Regions from separate parts of the Homo sapiens genome. Here region 2 is linked to region 1. Evidence: chromatin loops called from intact Hi-C (ENCODE). Cell type or tissue: gastrocnemius medialis. All regions are shown on one strand. Each heading gives the region's core, and the rest is flanking DNA. Links, peaks and the distances in the headings are about the cores only.

What was found. A loop is a pair of places that touch in the nucleus more often than their neighbours do. Peaks named below come from ENCODE experiments on the same cell type or tissue, not always from the same donor. Only the 100,000 strongest peaks of a DNase experiment are listed, where the experiment ranks them.
Region 2: a loop joins it to region 1, with 10 times the contacts of the local background. A loop is called at or near these places in 1 of 110 quality-filtered maps.

The regions. Positions count from the first base shown.
Region 1 is chr1:180,166,075-180,173,328 of GRCh38, forward strand. It overlaps QSOX1 (quiescin sulfhydryl oxidase 1), which reads left to right. Exons shown (of 12, transcript NM_002826.5): 2 at 417-517. Among named protein-coding and RNA genes, the nearest start is that of QSOX1, 15 kb to the left of the region's middle. RefSeq lists enhancers at 1-293, 294-951, 952-1,607, 1,608-2,265. In gastrocnemius medialis, for the core only: a CTCF peak has its summit at 2,807 (motif pointing left); DNase peaks (open chromatin) are centred at 2,197 and 2,808; H3K27ac peaks cover 2,167 bases.
Region 2 is chr1:178,532,716-178,539,969 of GRCh38, forward strand. It overlaps LOC105371631 (a long non-coding RNA gene), which reads right to left and starts at 17. Exons shown (of 5, transcript XR_922310.3): 1 at 1-17. RefSeq lists an enhancer at 3,674-4,873. In gastrocnemius medialis, for the core only: no CTCF peak of the experiment used is centred there; DNase peaks (open chromatin) are centred at 4,276 and 4,986; H3K4me3 peaks cover 363 bases; H3K27ac peaks cover 1,815 bases.

The sequences.
Region 1 (7,254 bases), core at 1,810-4,309:
GTTCTCCACCCTCTGGAACTGATCCCATTTAGAGCCCCAGGGACAAAGGCAATACCAGGGCTTTTCCTGGGGGGTGGGGGGCTGGGGGGATGGCGAGGAGCAGGGCAAACTCCTTCAACATCTCTCAGCCCCCATCCCTGGCCCCGATTAGTAATGGAGAAACAGATACCATTATGAGGCAGTATGACTTATGCTAATCATCCAAAACACAGGTTCCCTTTTGTGAGACGCTAGAAATGCAGACCAACTGGAATATCTCAGAGGTCCTTTTCCAAGGAAGGTGTGACCTTTGTCATAAGAGCTTTGGGATCAGGTGCTTTGAGGTTGGCAGGGGTGAGGCATTGCATTAGGGGAGATGGGCGGGCAGAGGGGGTACCAGCCCCTCTTATTTACCCCTGGGTTTTTTGTCCTTTCAGCCTGGAGGCCGGCCCTGTATCTCGCCGCCCTGGACTGTGCTGAGGAGACCAACAGTGCAGTCTGCAGAGACTTCAACATCCCTGGCTTCCCGACTGTGAGGGTGTGTGACTGACAGGAGGGGAAGGCAGGCTGGGCCTGCTTTGTTTCCCTTTATAAGGGAAAGGGACCATGTGGGATGTGTCGGGATGGGCAGATTTCAGCTGCTCTGATTTGAGCTGGGAGGTGATCATCACTTGGGCTGGTGAGAGCTCCCACCTCCCAAGGTCCTCTTCAATTGCTCTCCCTCTTGACCTCCAAGCCTTAAGAGGTCTGATCTAACTCTATAAAACCAGGATTCAGGCTCTGACCCACCTGTGGGCAGGGTCAGACTCTAGAAGCCTAGTGGTCCCCCACAAAGGGACCCCAGACACTCTGGCAAGCCTCAGCCTCCTCAGGCAAAAATGCCTTGAACCACAGGTAGCTAAGAAGGGACCTGTCAGGGTAGCCTCACCCCACTGTCAGAATGTCAGTGCCTCAGGCAGCAGGGATCCCCGGCACGGGAGTTATCACACCCAAGGCATGAGGGCTTTGTCACCCCCGCTCTGGTGGAAAGTGGCACGAGATCTCTGATGATGCCTTACCTGCCAGCCTGCCCAGTGCAGGGCATCAACAGCTTAATTAACGTCTGAACAGCTTCCAAGGCTCTCAAATAGGAGGCCCTGGATAGCCCAGGGCAGCAAGGCTGCTGCAGTTATGGTGAGGGCCCTCCCCTGGGCTCAGGCCTGGCTCCAATCCAATTAGTTTTCTTCCAGATTAGAGAAGCCAAATTCAAATCTCTGTCTCTGTAGCACCAGCTATAAATAATATGTACCCTCCCACCAGAATGGCATCTAGAAAACCAGTTTCTTCTGTAGCCATTAAGGATTATTAGGAAATGCCTTTGAAAGCTGAAATGCCAAGCATTGTCCCTGGAACAAGATACCTCTGAGCTGGGGGTAGGGGCAGCCAAGTTTCAAGCAGAACTGTGAGCCAGAACTCAGCTTAATTACCCCAGCAGCATCCATCCGGGAAGTAAGGCCGTGGCTCCACCAGGAACATCCAGCTCTAACTCCATGTGACCTTTCTGTTCCTCGAGCCCAGTGCAACCCCCACTGGATTCAGGGTTTCCACACCTAATAGAAGTCCCTTCCTAAACTGTTACCACATAGGGTCAGGGCCCCCCAGGCCCCAGGTTTAGCTGAGACCAGGTTGGTCTCCTGATAGCGAACCAACAGCTACTGCCGTGTCATTGAAAAGTGGCAGCAGAGAGTCTGCATGTCAATCATCCCTTTGAAATGAAAGGCCTTCCTGGCAGGGACATGGTGCTATCTTTGGCCCTAAGGTGTGTAATTGAGAATATTCAAACAGGGCACTCTGTTCCTTTGGCTGAACCAGGGTGAGTGGCCCTGAGTGGGAAGCTGTGGGCAAGTTAGTGTGGCACAAGGAACCATCATTCACAGGCTGATATTTTTCTCCCAGTGAGCATGAGCCGCAGGGGTGCAGCCACTGCCCAGCCCCCAGGGGAGGGGTTGACACTGGTACAGCAGCCAGGGCAAGACAACCGATTGGAGTTCTGTAGGGCCTGACACCTGAGCTTTCTGACTCTGCCTGGGAGAGGCTGGGCACAGCAGGGATGAAGGAGGCGGCCTAGGCCCAGGAGGTCAGAGGCTCCTCAGCGCCACCCCATGTCACGCAGCGCACGCAGCCTGGATGCCTCAGGTGAGTCACCATCTCCTGAACTGCCTGGCTGGCTGTGGGAGGGGCACTGGGAGGGCCCTCGCTGGGCTCCTCAGCCCTCCCCTGCCTCCAGACGGGCAGCACCTGGCAGGGCCAGTCTGGTAGTCATCTGTCCACAGACCAACACGGTGGCCTCCCCCGGCAAAGCCTTTCCTGCCTCTCCTGAGGAACCTGTGGCTCAGTTTTGGCCAGGGGGAGGCACCCAGTGCCCAGTCCATAGGCCAAGTGGCTTGAGCTGGCAGGTCTCTGCTCTGAGGTCCTATGCAGCGGCTCTCAAATAGTTTCTTACTGTGACCAACTGTAAGCAATACACATTTTTACATTGTGATCCCAAAGTTGGTATGTATCTATTATCATTAAACCAGAAGTTTCATAAAACAAGATTCTTACTAAGTGCAGTTAAACTGTGATATTTTCTGTTCTATTTTTTTTTTTAAATCCGGCTGTGATTAAATACATTGATTTGACAGCTCATTACAAGGTTGTTTCTAGTGTTTGGAAAACACTACTCAAACAGATTCCAATATCCAGAGATTCGGGGCCATGAAGAACCTGTGTGCCCTTGGCAGAGGCTGACCTGGAGACTGCTGGTGGGCCAGAGACATAGCCCTGTTGCCCTGCCTGCTGCCCTCTGGGGGCTGGAGCCTGTCCTTGCACTCTGTCCATGAAGAGCTGAAAAGCGAGGGCCCATGCGAAGCAGGGGGAGGAGAGAGTGCTTTTGGTATGATGGGGACAGGCCCACACACAAGTCTGGCCTCCCTGAGTGGCATGTGTGACTGTCCTTTTCTTCTGTCTCCAGCCCCTTGTCACTATGAGCAAACAGTGAGCTTCTACCAGCCCAGCCTGTTTAGCAAACACCTGGGCCCTGAAGGGCGGGCCAGCTGTGTCAGGTCCCCATCAGGTTGGAGCCAGAGCCCAGCTGGAAGGAAACAAAGGCGTGGGAGAGGGAGGGGCTGGTTGGCTGCAGGTTCTGGCTGGAGCTTGGCAACCTAGAGGCTGGAACTTCCGGGTCAAGGGGCTTCTCCGTGGGCCTCAGGAGTGCCCTTCAGTGGGAATAGAATGGGACTTTTTATGGCCGAAGGCCTGGCCGGAGCAAGGGGTACACAGCACAGCAGCATAGGGGTGGGGAAGGGCAGGTCTTCTCTCTTCGAGGCTCTGAGGAGATCAGTGATGTGGTTTCAAATCCAGGCCTCTCTGCTTACTGTGTGTGGCTTGGAAAGTCACTTATCAGTGCCCCAGCCGTGGGCCCCAGTTTCCTTGTCTGTAAACATGGGATGATAACATCCACCTAAGAGGACCGTTGCCAAGTGTGAAGTGAGGTCTCCCATATGCAAGTGCCACCATGCTAGTGTGATTTGGACTTCAGTAAAAGTTAGTTTGCTTCCTTCCCGTTGTCCCATCTCACTCCTGGGCCACCCGTGGGGCTGCTGGTAGCTGGTGTGTGGCTGCTGCTGGACTGTGTGGCAGTCCATCCATCTGTCAGCAGCCACTGCGGGCCTACTTGCTGGGTGCCCAGCACCGCACTCACCACTGCAGGCGTGGCCAGGAGCGTGAGATCCCCAGAGCCCATGGCCAGTGAGAGGCGGCCAGGGATAGGTACCCAGGGTATGCCACAGGAGTTTGCTGGGCTCACGGAGCTCTTTCACTGGTCAGAGAGGAGTGTGTGTAGGAGGGGACTTCTACTTGGTGTTGAAGGACAGATGGGGTTTGGCTGGGAGAGAGGAGGAATGTGGGCGGGCCTTATAGGCAGGCGAGAAGGTGAGAGCCAAGGCCCTCTGTGGGCAGGGCGAGGTGGCGTGTTGAGGAGACTCGTCCAGCTGGGCAGAGGCTCATGTTGAGGGATGAGGCAGAGCTGGGGGAGGAGGGAGCCCAGAAATGGCAGGTCCTTGAATGCAGGTTTGGAAGCAGGGACGCCCTGTGAGGGTACAGAGTCTGGGCTGTTACCTTCTGTGGCTTTTGCTAGAAGGTGAGATGTCAGGGAGGAAGACAGGACTCCAGGATGTCTCCTGTCTCTCTCTGGAAAAAGGAGGTGGGCCCCTTTCTCAGCAGTCAGCTGCTGTTTTTGAGGTCTTCTCCATGGATAATCCACGGTGTTGGAAGTGGTTAAGGTAATGGATCCTCATGGGCTTACCATAAAAATATCTGGAGGCTGGACCATTTTCCTTAAAACGTTATAAAAGCTGGAATTGAATGCCATCGGTGTCACCCCTGGGAAGTGTGCTTTCTCTTGAGCTCTTTTGGCCCCAAGATAGCAGTCACTCCATAGTTTCGTGAAGACCAGCCTGGTGTTGCCTGGTTTTCTGCCATTAGGGAGCAGCTAGAGGTCTTCCAGTAGCTCCTGTGTAAAGTGATGAAAGAAAAGGGCTGGGTGCTGACTGCTCCTGGAGAAAAGCAACACACTCCCAGAGTCTTAATTGCCTGCTTCCAGGGAGCTGTGGTGGTTTCCCTTGGGCAGGGCACACGCCCCAGTGGTTGACTTAATAAGGATACATTTTAATCAGAGGACAAAAATGTGCCCTGACTTGATTTCCGCATGGGCTTCCAGCATGGTCAAAGGGCAGAGATTCTCTGTTCAGCTGAACAGATGTCTATTGAGAGATGCCAGACACTGTGGAGCTTGCAGAGATAAATAAAATGTCGTCCTGCTTCCTGGTCAGAGGTGGGTGCATGGGTGAGTGGTGGATTCAGGTTGAAGTTCATTGCAGCTGGAGTGGCGGGAGTGGAGGGCAATGTGAGGTGAGTTTGGGTTTGGAGCCTGGAAGGCCTTGAATGCAGTGAGTTTGGACATTATTCATTGACAGTGGGGAGTCATGGAAGAGATTTGAGGAGGAGCAAAATGTTCAGACCAGAACTGTGCCTTAGAAAACTAACCTTAGTAGCAGTGAGGAAGATAGCTGGAGTATGAAAAGATTGAGCATACTAAAACTTCTGAGAGCATGAAAGGTGGGGACTGATGCAGTGACCCAAAAATACGTCATCATCTGTCGGGCCTGGTCTAGACAAGGCAGGTGGAGAAGGAGAGGACTTTTGAAGAGGTAACACGGAGGTCAAATTCATAGGACTTGTCAGCTAACTGGATGACGGGTTTTTGAAGAGGGGGATGGTGTGGGTGGCAGGGAGGGGGACTGGTTGCTGGGTGAGGTAAACACAAGTGGCAAAGCAGGTTGAGAGAGGGGTGATTCAGTCTTGGGGATGGTGGGGGAGGGGCAGTATCCAGACACCTGAGTGGAGGCCATCAGGAAGAACCAGGAGTCTAGGACAGGTGAGGTCTGAGATGCAGAGGGTTCAGATGGCAAATCATTTGGACAAAGTCATTGGCTTTGGCAAGGGAGAAATGATAGGTTTGTTCATTGATCCCTTTATCCACTCATCATTTAGAAGCAAGATTGAGCAACTTCTTTGTGACAGTGCCTTCAACAGCTTTTTAAACAGAAGAGTGTCAGGACCTGACATGTGTCTGTAGGAGAGACCGGGGTAGGAGATGGGGGTGGACAGTGGGCACAGGAGAGCAGTCGAAAGTGAAGCTAGGACCAGGGCAAGGGGGCCAAGTAAGGCTGGTCAGTGTCAAGCCAACCAGGGGAGGGTGGCAACGTGAAAGCAACAAAGGAGAGCAACCACAAAATGTGGCACGAAAGTTGACAAATGCTCGCCATGGGAAGACAAAGCAGGCAGTAATAACATCTGTACCAGAGAGAGGCCAGGAGGGCGGGGAGAGATCACTGGAGTGGCTGAAGAGAAGGTCACCAAGGAGCTTCCCTAGAACGGCTTCAACTGAGGGTTGTGGGGATGGCCAGAGAGCAGTCTGAGGAGCAAGGGCAGACGCTGTTCCAGGAACATTGGCAGCATGGGGACACGGGAAGGAAATGCGGTTACTCGAGAAGGAAGGAGGGCCTCTCTTCATCCCCATCCTCCTTCCCTTCCCATCCTTTCCTTTTTTAAGGGTTAGACTAGAAGGATTCGAATCTATCTGTAGGCCTAGTTGGGCGGCTGTAGTAGAAAAGAGGAATGATGAGAGATGGCTAGGAAGAAGTTCCTGAAGAGCGTGAGGCGTGGGAGCCAGAACTCGGAGGAGACATTGGCCTGGGAGGTGGGTGCGAAGCTTCTGAGGACAGAAGGGAACAGCTGAGGTGCAGCAGGGCCTTCCCTTCAGCCTGCATCCTGGGGAGAGGCTCTTGGGGTCCCTGCATCCCCCTGGGCCACTCTGGCTGACCGAGGTTCCTGGTCAGACTCCAAGCTGCTTGTGGCTGCAGGGATCTTGAGGGGTTGCCTTTTTAAAATTTTTTTATTTTTTGAGACAGAGTCTCTCTCTGTCGCCCAGGCTGGAGTGCAGTGGCATGATCTCGGCTCACTGTAACCTCCACCTCCCAGGTTCAAGCAATTCTCCTGCCTCAGTCTCCTGAGTAGTTGGGATACAGGTGCATGTCACCAAATTTGGCTAATTTTTATATTTTTAGTAGAGACGGGGTTTTACCCTGTTGGCCAGGCTGGTCTCAAACTCCTGACCTCAAGTGATCCGCCCACCTCGGCCTCCCAAAGTGCTGGGATTACCGGCATGAGCCACTGCACCCGTCCTGGAGAGGCTGCCTTTTGGTAGAAGTAATGCAAGCCTCTTTTAATATGGGCACCTGCTCAGATGTGGGTGACCTGATGGTTGATGACAAAAAAATGACCATATTACTTTTCAGAGGTGAAAATAACAGCTGTAGCTGTGGGAAAGCCACCCATCTCAAGGCTTCATGATGTCAGTGTTGTTCTCATATATGTAGAAACCAGTCAAAGTGTAACCTGTCTGTAAATAAACAAGAGCACCATCACCATGAATAACTGCAGCGCAACATCACCCTCGGGTTTCTTTTTTGTTTTTAAATTTTATTTATTTTTAATTTTTAACTTTTTGTAGAGATGGGGCCTCACTGTGTTGCCTAGGGTGGTCTTGAACTCCAGGGTTCAAGTGATCCTCCCTCCTAGGTCTCCCAAAGTGCTGGGATTACAGGTGCGAGCCACTGCACCTGACCTGGTTTATTATTTGTCGGCAAACCAAACCCCAAATAGATGTATCTTCAATTTTGTTCATGAAAAAGT
Region 2 (7,254 bases), core at 2,977-5,476, 1.6 Mb before region 1:
AAAGGACACCCCAAATCCGTATTCGGAACTCACAATAAAGGGACTTCCATTCATTCCTTTATTTACTTAACTAGCATTTGTTGAGTACCTGCAATGGGCCAGGTACAGGGCTGGACGAGGTGTTTTTTCCATAAAATGATGCTGTGACAATGGTTAGATTCCAAGTTTGCTGCCCCACCCCGCCCCGCCAAAAAAAAACTGTTTTATATCTTTAATGGAATGAGACTATTTTCTGTTTTAGGGTCAGAGAAAAGGAATAGGGGAAGGACAGTGTGGAGAAGAGAGAGAAAGGAAGGGAGACAAGTAGGAGCGAGAGGACTGGAGAGAAAAAGAAGCTGGGTTTCAATCCCATCATGGTATATATATATTTATAATTATTTTATTATTTTTCCTCCTGAGTAAAAAAAATAGTACCGAGTAGTTGGGACTACAGGTGCATGCCAACATACCTGGCTAATTTTTAATTCTTTTTGTAGAAACAGGGTCTCACTATGTTGTCCAGGTTGGTCTCAAACTCCTGGCCTCAAGTGATCCTCCTGCCTCAAGCCTCAGCCAAAGCTCAGGATTACAGGCGAAGCCACTGCACCCGGCCCTGGTGTACACAAAATACTGAACCATAAAAGGTTTGGTTTTGGCATCATCCTATTTCCCTTTCTAGACCTGGACCCGAGACTTATCTCTGCAGAGCACAGCATTATGTGAGGCGCCCCAAAGCCAAGTGTCTGCAGCTGCTGCTCTTCCCAGCTCAGTGTTGGTAGGAGCTCAATCTCTTAAAAGAAAGCACCCTGATATGGGACAGACCAGCCCTCCCAGGGACTTTGCACATCTTTTTTTTTTTTTTGAGTGAAACAGGGTCTTGCTCTGTTGTCCTGGCTAGAATGAAGTGACACAATCATGGCTCACTGCTGCCTCAACCTCCTGGGTTCAAGTGATCCTCCTGCCTCAGCCTCCTGAGTATCTAGGGCTACAAGCACATGCCCAGCTAATTTTAAAATATTTTTTATTGTAGAGGCGGAGATCTCACCACGTTGCCTTGGCCGGTCTCCAACCCCTTGTGAGCTCAAGTGATCCTCCCACCTCGGCCTCCCAAAGTGCTGTGATTATAGGTGTGAGCCCTTACACCCAGCCTGTTTGCATCTTTTAATGAGTACCCAAATTAACCTCTAATTGGTAAGTTCCCAGGCAGTGGGCTGGAGGGGAGTGACAATTTCAGACTGTGCTGAGGATGGAATTTGGAAGCAAATTAGAGTTAGGGGCTGGGATGGAAAGATCATTGGCAAGTTAGGGGGTTTGCAGATCAGGGGTAAATATCTCTAGCAGTTTTGAGTGACTTCAGTGTCATTCTGCATGTGTGCTTGGGTGAGGCCAGAGACAGAAGGTCAGTTCAGGGAAAAGGCTGGAAGCCAGAGAACTGCTGAGCTGGGAGAAAGGCCTCAAGGTAATGGGGCTGCAGCAGGCCTGACTCTCCAGGGGCCACCACCTGAGAGCCCTCCCCATGCAGCATGGTTCTCCAGCTGGTTCTCTAGCATTTTGCCCTGCAGAACAGATGCCCTTGCTGCCAAATTGCCCACACAGCAGTTCCCTGTGGTCAGGAGAGACTTGCTCAGAAAGTCCTGCCTCAGCGGCTGTGAGCTGGGCTCTGGGAGCCTGGGTCTTTCCTAAAGAGCCTGCTGTAGGAGGTGAGCAGAGCCTAACAGGCCCGGGGACACAGTTGTGCCAGGGCCATGCAAGGACAGATTCCCTTCCCACCGCAAGCCAGGTTTTGCCATGGCACTGCATGCTAAAGTCCTCCATTAGGATGAAACTTAGTCATCGCGCACATGGATCTCCTCCTCTGCCTCCCAGGGGATCCCAATTAAGAAGCCCCCCTGCTTGCTGTTCCTTTGAAAAGTTCTGCTGGCTGTGCAGGAAGCGGGGCAGGGGAGGAGGAGACCTGCCTGCTCACCAGGCCTTGGTGGGACCACAAGAGAATCTGGGTCCCTGTCCTGCAGAATGTAAAGCTGGGGTTGCCCTGCCTCGGCCATTGTGCCTTTGCTAACGCTGAGTTCTCCAGTGGAAGCATTCCTCGGATCACCTCTCAAGTCCTGGCCATCAAAATTAATCCAGAGTGACAGAAGTCAAAATAGGGTTACCTTTAGAGTGCAAGGATGACAGGGAGGATTCTAGAGTGCTGATGCCCTATTCCTGATCTCGTGGTGGGGATATGGGTGTGTACTATGTGTAAAAATTCATCAAACTGAATATGTCAAATGGTGATGCTGCTTTGGAAAACAGTTTGGCAGTTCCTCAAAAATGGAACATGGAGGCCGGGCGTGGTGGCTCACGCCTGTAATCCTAGAACTTTGGGAGGCCGAGGTGGGTGGATCACCTGAGGTTAGGAGTTCGAGACCAGCCTGGCCAACAGGGTGAAACCCCGTCTCTACTAAAAATACAAAAATTAGCCAGGCATGGTGGTGAGCACCTGTAATTCTAGTTACTTGGGAGGCTGAGGCAGGAGAATCACTGGAAACCGGGAGGTGGAGGCTGCAGTGAGCCGAGATCAAGCCACTGCACTCCAGCCTGGGCAACAATGCCAGACTCCATCTCAAAAAAAAAAAAAAAAAAAAAAAAGGAGGGGTAATCTATAGACTAAAACAGACTAAAAAGTTATATCAGCCAGTTTCAACATCTGCATCTCATTTGTACCCTGATTCAAATTCTTTTTTTTTTTTTAGACAGAGTTTCACTCTTGTTGCCCAGGCTGGAGTGCAATGGCGCCATCTCAGCTTACTGCAACCTCTGCCTTCCGCATTCAAGTGATTCTCCTGCCTCAGCCTCCCAAGTAACTGGGATTAGAGGCACTTACCACCACGCTCGGCTAATTTTTGTATTTTTAGTAGAGATGGGGTTTCACCCTGTTGGCCAGGCTGGTCTCGAACTCCTGGCCTCAGGTGATCCACCTGCCTTGGCCTCACAAAGTGCTGGGATTACAGGCATGAGCCACTGTGCCTGGCTCAAATTCTTTTTAATAATTCACACAGGACAGTTTTAAGACAATTGGGAAATTTAAATTCTAGGAATTATTGCTAGTTTTGCTGTGCAGTAGAATGGTGGTTATGATACCCAAGAAGTTCTTTTCGAGTGATCTGCTAAAACATTCACAGATAAAATAGTATGATATCTGGTATTTGACTGAAAATAATAGAAGATGGAGTGAACTGATGGGTGTGGGGATGGGGCTGGGTTAAGCCATTGCTGGGGCAGGAGAGTGGGTAGGTTTGTAGTAGTTCATGATACTATCCTGTCTACTTTTGTGTATGTTCGAGTCTCCAAAGTTAATAAAGCTAAAACAAAGATATATATAGATCAAAAAATATATATGATGTATAACAAAGTATTTCTCCAGAGAAACAAATATAAACAAAATGGAACAGATTGAGAATCCATAATTATGTAAGAACAAGATCTTTCTCATCTCAGCCAGTTTTTCCATAACTAGGTTTTTTGGCAATGTGTGTTTCACAAGCTGGGACTCTCAACTCCTAATCCAGAAAATTAAGCAGAAACTTACAGATTACTAAAACCCAAGGAGAAAGAGTTGGATGCAGAAAAATTTATGGAAGATTCTGGGTCAGAAATGAGCAAGTGTTCACACCAGAAGGTCCTCTACTGAAGGCATGAGCCAGGCTGCAGACGTGCTGGTGACTGAATTGGATATGAAAATAGCATATCTGTCTGGCATCCTCCTTCCTCACAGAATTGGATGGCAGATCCCTGGTTCTCAGGACCATTGAACATTAAAACCACCTGGGGGCTGGGCACAGTGGCGCACACCTGTGATCCCAGCACCTTGGGAGGCCGAGGCGGGTGGATCGCTTCAACTCAGGAGTTTGAGACCAGCCTGGGCAAGATGGGGAAACTCCATCTCTACAAAACAAACAAACAAACAAACAAACAAACAAACATCCCACCTGAGGAGCTCTGAAAACATACAGATGCCCAGGCCCATCCTGGACCAATTAGATTGAGATCTCTGCAGGAGGGAGGCCTGGGGTTTCAGTGGTTTCAAATGCTCCTCGGGTGATTCTAACCTGCAGCCAGAGTTGAGACTTGTGGTGTTAGGACAGGCAAGATTGGGATTTAAGCTGGTGTGCCCATATTTAAAAACAGCTGGGTGAACGAGCTGGGAAATGGTGGCAGCCATGGCTGCCAACTCAATGACAAATTGAGTTGATAGGTGAGACACTGGGTGTCACCTTTAATCTGTTTGCTGTGAGTCACCTGAGGTCATTTGGAGCCACTGTGTCCAACCTGAGTCACTTCTCTCTGGGACTCTGGGGTGTGGCTAAGATCCTAGTAGGCCGAAGGTTGGCTGCTTTGGACTGAGCTGTGGGCTTCTATGCTGCAGGCTTTGGCAAGCGCATATCAAGTACAAGCGTAAACAGCTGGTCAGCAGAAGACACAGTCTGGATAAAGCTGGGGAGGGAAGAGTTGTGGAGTGCACGAAGATTGGCCTCCTGCTTCATGCTGGGCTGTGAGTCAACCCAAAGTAACACTCAGCAGCTGAACAGGCAGTGCCAAGCCCAGATTCCATCTCCACAGCAATGAGATTCCTCCCCCAGCATCCGTGTCTAGCGCTGAATAGTGTGACTTTCATCCCTGCCACAGCAGAAAGTCAAACTGGCTAATTGGCAGGGAACAGAGAGATTTAAAGCAAACGCGTCAGGAGCCACTGATCCCCGACGACTGTGGGGAGGGGAGACACGTAGTTTCTAAGCAATCGCGACACGTTATGGGAAACTGTGATTCAAGTTTCCCAAATTCTATTCTCAGGTATTAGCTGTGGCACAGAGCAAGGCCCCCTTCCCTGCAACTTCCTTGCCACTCAGGTCGGTGGGAGGGACAGCTCGAAGCTAGGATGAGTGTTGCTTAACCTTTTGCCTGTCCAACAGGAGCCAATCACTTCCAGGACATCTTGATCCAGAGGGAAGGCACCTGCCCCCAACACGGGGTTTGTGGCTGAGCTGGCCTTGCGTCATGCCCGCCTGCTCCAGGTGTGACTTGCACTTTGACCTTCTCTTTGCCTGAGCCCCACCAGTTTACCTGTTCTGACCACTGACCAGCTCAGCACTGCTCACAGTGCCCCAGCATTGGGGTCCCTCTTGCTTGGCCTCTTTCAGAAACTTCCCTTCTCAGGCGGCCTTTTCAGGTGTGGCCTGGGACCTCTGCCTCTCTGCCTCTGGCCCCAGAGGTCCCGGCCTCACTTATCTGCTGCCAGAAAATGAGAAGGCAAGGCTCTGTAACCAATCAATCGGCCAGCCGGCCAAGGAAATATTGAAGACTCATAAAGAGCTTTGAGAGAGACGTATTTGGGAAGCGCTATCTGTAGGAGGCGGAGTGCTCTGGGTGTGAGGGGGAGATGCAGGGGCTATGGACTCAGGACTGATTCTTGAAGGAGGTGGGGCTAGGATGAGGTGAGAAGGATGAGCATATTAATTTGGTGGTGAGAAGAGGTGGGACAGGGTGGCTGAGTGTGTGGGGACCAGAGAAGAGGCAGGAGTGAGTGCGTGCTGAGAACACTCGTGGGTGGGGTGATACCCCCAAATACTTAACCATGGGCCCTGACCCACCAGAATCTGTGCCAGGTAGGACCCTTAGCTGCTAGGTTGTGGGGACACCTGGCCAGTCCTGGGAAAGGACCAGGAGAATGATGGGCAGGTGGCCACTGGGTCGGAGGTGGGGGCAGCTCAGGGCAGCAGCTGTTTACCAACCAGTATGGAAGTGGTTCAATATTTTATTAACTATAAAGGACCCTAAAGAGTGTGCAGTAACAGAATCCTCACCATGCCCGTGGGATGGGGCAGCGACATGGCCGCAACACCCCACCATGAGATGTGAGCTCAGCACTCAGACACTCTGAGGGGATGAGCTGTGTACTTGTCTGCAGGAGGACACAGTCATGAGTCAGAAGCTGCTGTTTTCCTTCCTTGGAAAGGAAGGTACGTTCCAGCATAGTGCAGGGGGCCCCTCAGGCCACCCCAGGCTTAGGGGAAGCTGAGCTGCCTCTATCCTTGCCCAGCCATTCCCAGCTTCCCCCTCTGCAGCCCTGGCCCCACCTGGGCGTGGCTCCCACAGCGGTGTGGGATAGAGAGGCTCTCAGGCTCCCCTGTGAGTCTGACTCCAATTCCTGTTGGTCTTGTAAAGTCAGAAGAAATCCCAGTGATGACAAGAGTATAAAACAAGACTTGTCAAACTTCATTTTGAGCCAGGAAAATCACAGGATTGTCATCGGGACAGGGGTTGTTGTTGTGACCTCTGTAGTTGGTCTGGCTGCTGCATAGTCGCTCTCGCTGAAAGCCACAAGACTTTGCTGGAAGGAAAGCCTTCCTCCCTCGATATGGAGGGCTCCGAGCTTCACAGGCAACCGCAAGGATCTGGCATGTGTCACACAGCAATGCTTCGACAGGCCAGGAATCCCACCTTCAGGGACCCCCAACAGAAGAAGAATCCCAAGTGCTGACACTGTAGAGCAGACGTCAGCTGCAAGCTCAGCACAGCCACTGCAGTGAGAGGTCTTGGTGGAAGCGACAGAGCTGACCTGGCTGACTCGTGCAGGCAATGGACATGGGGAAATATGTGCAGAACTTATCAGTCGGAAGGCTGGAGAACCGCATGGGGAAAATGGGCAGGTATCAAGGCGGCTGGCAGCAGGAGATGCAGGCGAGGCCAAGCTGTGGCCAGGCTGTGGTGAGGATACCGTGGCCGGGACTGCTGCCACAGGACACAGGATGCTACTCTCACAGATGGTCTCCTGGCCTAGCTGCCATGGCCAAAAATAAGTTCTCTTCTGTTCCTGCACCCTAGCCTTCAAAGCCCCACTGGGCTGGGCAGGATAGGAAGGCTGTGACCTCTGCAGGGGTGGGGGACAAGAGGGACACCTGGTTCCTTCCATTCCTTCCATTTCCAGAGGGGCTGATGGATTCCTGCCAAGAGTCACCGGGGAATCCTCCCAAATAGAATGGATGCTGGAAGCTGGACCGCCAAAACAAACAGAACAATAGCAACAAATGCCCATTATATATTGGGGAAGCAATTGTGTCGATGGAAACAATAGAACGAGCTAGTTTTGTCTTTAAACCTAGGAAATAAGGCCAGGCATGGTGGCTCATGCCTGTAATCCCAGCACTATAGGGGGCTGAGGAGGGTGGATCACTTGAGGTCAGGAGTTCGAGACCAGGCTGGCCAACATGGTGAAACCCGGTCTCCACTAAAAAT